Linked DNA regions of Homo sapiens: region 2 is linked to region 1. A link is a loop called in an ENCODE intact Hi-C map of the cell type or tissue named here. Cell type or tissue: PC-3. All regions are shown on one strand. Each heading gives the region's core, and the rest is flanking DNA. Links, peaks and the distances in the headings are about the cores only. Region 1 has its middle 350 kb from the start of IPMK. Region 2 has its middle 230 kb from the start of IPMK.

The links. A loop is a pair of places that touch in the nucleus more often than their neighbours do. Peaks named below come from ENCODE experiments on the same cell type or tissue, not always from the same donor. Only the 100,000 strongest peaks of a DNase experiment are listed, where the experiment ranks them.
Region 2: a loop joins it to region 1, with 5 times the contacts of the local background. A loop is called at or near these places in 1 of 110 quality-filtered maps.

The regions. Positions count from the first base shown.
Region 1 is chr10:57,918,468-57,921,395 of GRCh38, forward strand. No RefSeq gene overlaps it. Among named protein-coding and RNA genes, the nearest start is that of IPMK, 350 kb to the right of the region's middle. In PC-3, for the core only: no CTCF peak of the experiment used is centred there; a DNase peak (open chromatin) is centred at 1,614; H3K4me3 peaks cover 573 bases; H3K27ac peaks cover 1,391 bases.
Region 2 is chr10:58,038,060-58,040,987 of GRCh38, forward strand. No RefSeq gene overlaps it. Among named protein-coding and RNA genes, the nearest start is that of IPMK, 230 kb to the right of the region's middle. In PC-3, for the core only: no CTCF peak of the experiment used is centred there; no DNase peak of the experiment used is centred there; H3K27ac peaks cover 359 bases.

The DNA.
Region 1 (2,928 bases), core at 106-2,605:
AAAATTACTCTGCATATTACTTAGCAAACACTCTAGATATTTACTTGAAATATATTAAAACATGTTCAAACAAAGACTTCAACTCAGAGGTTCATAGCAGCCTATTCATAATAGCCAATAATTGGAAAGAATACAGATATCTTCAACAAGGGGGTGCATTAATACAATTTGGTATATTCACACAGTGTAGCACCACTCAGCAATAAAAAGAATAACCATGGATAATCATGAAAGAACTTGGATAAAAACAAAGATTGATAAAAAAAGTAACAACATGGGTAATCTCACAGACATAGTGCAGAGAGAAAGAAGAATGAATTATTTTTTCAACTGCTTATGCAAGGATTCCGTTTATGTGAAATTCTAGAACTGGCAAAATTCATCTATTGTTTTACAAATCAGATCAGTGATTGCCTGGGATTAGTTGAGATGTAAGCCACTGACTCAAAAGCACACGAGGGAACATTCTGGGCACAAGGATATGTCCTATATATTAACTGGCTTGATGGAAATTTAAACACTGAACTGTACACTTAAATGTGTGAATTGTATTGCATGTAAACTATACAGTAATGATAATAATATAATGAAGTATAGAACAAACAATATTCTCCTTGATTAGTGGATCTGTGGTCAATCCCTGAGCTTCTAATTCTGTGCTAATGGAACAATTTACTAATGGATTAAACCTGGAAATGCTATTGTTAGTCATCTTTTAATAAGAATTACACACATTTTTTTCAATAAAATACTAACATTATGTATAGCTGAGGTATTTAAGTTAAGAAACTACATGCAAAGTTATAAACAATTACAAATTATCTCAAGGCCATTTCAAAGTCTTACTGCACTGAAACCAATTAAATCAATATGCAGTTGACACTTGAACAACACAGGTTTGAACTGCACAGGTCCACTTATACATAGGTTTTTTTCCAATAAATATATTGGAAAAATTTTTGGAGATTTGCAACAATTTTTCAAAAGTTGCAAGTGAACTGTATAGCCTAGAAATATATTTAAAAAAATAAAAAGTTAGATATGTTATGAATGCATAAAATATATATAGATATTGGTCTGTTTTATCATTTACTACCATAGAACATAAACAAATGTATTGTGAATAGTTGAAATGTATCAAAACTTATGTACACAACATTCACAGACCATACATGATGCCATTTGCAATTGTGAGAAATGTAAACAAACACAAAGATGTAGAATTAAATCATAACTGCATTAAATTAACTATAATACTGTATATACCTTACTACTGTAATAATTGAATAGCTATCTCCTCTTGCTATTGTGGTGAGCTCAAGTGTTGCAAGTATCTACTTAAAACACTGTGTGATGCTCATCATCTCCATGTGAGCCATTCATCTCTCCAGTATATCGTGTATTGCAGTAAATAGTGATCTCTGTTGGTTCTCATGTATTTTTCATTATATTTCAGGCAATACTTTAAACCTTGAATATCATCATCAGACCCATACAAAGTGCCATTAGTGATGATGGAAGTACTCCCAAGAAGCAGAGAAAAGTCATGACATCACCAAAAAATAAAGTTGAATTGCTTGATATGTACCATAGATCTATGTCTACTGCTGCAGAGACCCACCATTTCAGACAAATGATTCATCTTGTAAACAGACAAAGTAAACATACAGAATCAATATTGCACAGTACCATAAATGTAATTTCACTTCCTTATGATTTTCTTAACATTTTCTTTACTCTAGCTTACTTTATTGTAAGAATACAGTATACAGGGACTTCAAAAAGCTCATGGAAACATGGATAAAAGATAAAACTAAAAAATATAAACTTTTCAACATAAGCTTCTGCAAGTTCAAGATACTTTTTAAAGCAATAATTCCAGACATTTAGTTCATCCCTAAAGAACTAAGAATCTTTGGATTTTAACCACATCTATGCAGTCTTTATTACATAATTAACTGAAGAAAAATGGGTGCCATTTACAGATTTTTTAAGATTAGGAAACAGAAGTCAAAACGAGCCAATTCAGGACTGTAAGGTGGATACCTAATGATTTTCCATAAACACTGTAACAAAATTGCCCTTGTTTGATGAAAGGAATGAATAGGAGCATTGTTATTGTGAAAAAACACTCTCTGGTAAAGCTTTTCTAGGCTTTTCTGCTAAAGCTTTGGCTTTCTGAAAACATTCTCATAATAAGCAGATGTTCTTTGGCCCTCCAGAAAGTCACCAAACAAAATGCTCTGAGCGTCCTCCCAAAAACTGTTGCCACAATTTTGCTCTTGACTGGTTTGCCTGTGCTTTGACAGGATCACTTCTACCCCTTGGTAGCCATTGTTTTGATTGTGCTTCATCTTCAAGATCATACTGGTAAAGCCATGTTTCATTTCCTGTTACAATTCTTTGAAAAAATGCTTCAGGATCTCAATCCCACCTGTTTAAAATTTCCATTGAAAGCTCTACTGTTGCCTGCAGCTGATCTAGGCACACTTTTGGCATCAGTCAGGTGTAAATTTTGCTCAGCTTTAATTTTTCAGTCGGAATTGTGTAAGCTGAACCAATTGAGATGTCTGTGGTGCTGGCTATTGTTCTGTTATAAATTGTCAGTGCACCTCAATTAGGGCATGAACAAGATTAATTTTTTCCTCACTAATTAACGTGGATGGTCTGCTGTATCTTTTAAACTGTGGATTTTATCTTCAACATCTGCTTTCTTAACACAAATTATACATTTCTAAAGTGCTAATTTCTTTGGGGCATTGTCCCCATAAACTTTTTTATAAAGCATCAGCATTTTCATCATTCTCCCACACAAGCTTCACCACAAATTTGTTCTTGCTCTGACAGAGTCTCTTCTGAAACTGAGGTCTTATCTTCAGTGCCTCAAACTAGATCCTGTTCAGACATGTTACAAGATAGCATGAGTTT
Region 2 (2,928 bases), core at 331-2,830, 120 kb after region 1:
ATGATATAACAAAATATCATAACCTGGGTGGCTTAAAAACAACAGATATTTATTTCTCACAGTTGTAGAGGCTGAGAATTCCAAGATCAAGGTGCTGGCAGATTTAGTACCTGGTGAGAGCCTGCTTCTTGGTCCAGAGCAGTCTTTTCACTATAACCTCACCTGGCAGAACAATCAAGAAGAGTCTCTCTCTAGATTCATTTTTTTTTTAAGAGAAATTCATTTTTTCTCGCTCTGTCACTTGGGCTGGAGTGCAGTGGCACAATCACAGCACACCACCACCTCATGATCCTCCAATTTAGCTAGGACAACAGGCCCGCACCACCGCACCACATGGGGCTTTTCTGTTTTTTTAGGAGACAGAGGTCTCACTGTGTTGACCAGGCTGGTGTCAAACTCCTGGCTTCAAGTGATCCTCCCACCTCAGCTTCCCAAAATGCTGGGATTATAGGCATGAGCCACCGTACAGGGTTCTAGCTTCTTTAATAAGCCCACTGATGTGCTTTAAATGCTTGTCTCCCCCAAAACTCATGTTCAAATTTAATTGCCATTATAGCATTATTAAGAGGTGGGACCCTGAAGAGGTGATTAGGCCGGGGGTCTATGCCTTCATACATGAGATTAATGCCCATTATAAAAGGGAGAGTTCTGGCCTCCTTGCCACCTCTCTCTTTGCCTTTCCACCGTTCTCCAAGTGAAGATGAATATTTCCTCCCCTCTCGAGGATACAGCCTTCAAGGAGCTATCTTGGAATTAGAATCGCCAAACCTGCAGGTGCCTTGATATGCGATTTCCCAGCCACCAGAACCATGAGCCAGTAAATTTCTATTCTTTGGAAATTGTCCAGTCTGTGGTATTCTGTTATAGCAGCACAAAAGCAACTAAGACACACTCTAGTCCCATGGATGATGGCTCTGCCCCCATGACTGAATCATCTCCCAAAGCCCCACCACCTAATATTATCACCTTGGGGATTAGGATATCAGCATGTAAGTTTGGGGAGGAAGCAAACATTAAGACTGTAGCAAGGCCATTGAAAAATGCTTTCTGTAAGTTAATAGACTTTTTAAAGTGGGTTTTGTGTAAGCAGTTAAAATCAGAAGTGACTAAAGGTCTTATTTTCCTAAGATGATTCATCATAAGAGCAATTAAAGCCAATTAATGGCCTTCCATGATGAGCACAGGAAGTATACCTAAAAATCATTTCTTTATTAAACAATGAACAATTGCATAAATCATTGCCAAAACACCACAAAGTTATGGTAAAATCCCAAGAGATAAGAATGTGAAAACTGACCCAAAGAACCACACTACATCTTTCTGCCTCCTCAGTCTTCCTCGCTGTAAGCCATCTTATACAAATCTGGATTTCTCCCTCCCTTATCTTCCTGCTTGTTCAGTCTTCAGAAGACCACATTATAGCTCATTCATCTACTGGGCACTACTCATACTGGTTAAGAAAATGAGCTCTGGAGCAAGACTTCTTCAGTTGAATCCTATCTCAGCTTTGTGACCTGAGCAATTTACTTAGCATCTCTGGGAATGATACCTTTTTTAGGTTTGTTGCAAAGATTAAATGAGTTCCTTACATGAAGAGTATTTAGAATAATGCCTGTTACACGGTAACTGCTGTTGTTGCTGTTATTGTTGTTTTTTTTTTCAATTCTGGTTGTTATTTCTAATCAAATATAAACCATAAATCATGAATTTCAAAGTCCTACTCTTCCTTCCATTTTACCTTGATCATCTAGTATGCCCTAGCTTAGTAGTTTTCAAAGCAGGGGTCCAGGGAGAAGGTACTTATGGGAACCACCTAGAGTACTTTTGCCAACCACTCATTTTGTGTCCGCATTCCAAACTATGAATCAAGAAAGAAAAAAATGGCTGGGCATAGTGTCCGTTTTTATACCTGTAACTTTAGCACTTGGCATAGCCAAGACAGGCAGACTGCTTGAGCCCAGGAGTTCGGGACCAGCGTGGGCAACATGGAGAAACCTCATCTCTATAAAAAATACACACGTTTGCCAGGCATGGCGGCATGTGCCTGTGGTCCCAGCTTATTTGGGAGGCTGAGTTGGTAGGGTTGCTTGAGCCCAGGAGGACAAAGCTGCAATGAGCTGTGATCATACCACGGCATTCTAGCCTGGGTGACAGAGCAAGAACCTGTCTCAAAAAAAAGAAAAAAAATCTCGGGAAGAAATGACTGGACATACGTGTTTTGAAAAAGCTCCTCTGGTTAAAAATAAACATGACATATTCAACTGGCAACTCTAAGGCTTTGAACAAATAATCCTTTCATGAAAAATAGCTTATCCTCTCATCTTAAGAAATCAGGCACAAGCCTCATTTGAAATGCTTTTAAGCATCACCACTTATGTGAAATCATCCAAAGTGAAACTTATTTCTACAAAATACTTTGTTTACTCTATTGATTCCCAGGCATTTCTGTTCTATTAAAGCTGACTGTATATACACAATAAACTTTTCCTGTGGCAGTCAGGGCTCACAGACTCAAACGCCTTCAGGAGCTCGGCCAGTAACATAAACGAGTAAAATACACCACCAAATCGTGAAAGCACATGACCTTCAGCTTCAATATCAGAGATGCAATAGGGATTCTCAGGGATTATGGCAGAATAAAAAATACAAGAATCTTCTATAGAGTATGTATTTGTCCATTCTCACACTGCTATAAAGAACTGTCTGAGACTGGATAATTAATAAAGGAAAGAGATTTAAGTGACAGTTCCACATGGCTGGGAAGGCCTCAGGAAACTTGCAGTAATGGTAGAAGGCAAAGAGGAAGCAAGCACCTTCTTCACAAGGTGGCAGGAGAGAGAAGAGCAAGGGAAACTGCTCCTTATAAAACCATCCCATCCCATGAGAACTCATTCACTATCACAAGAACAGCATGGGGGAAACCACTCC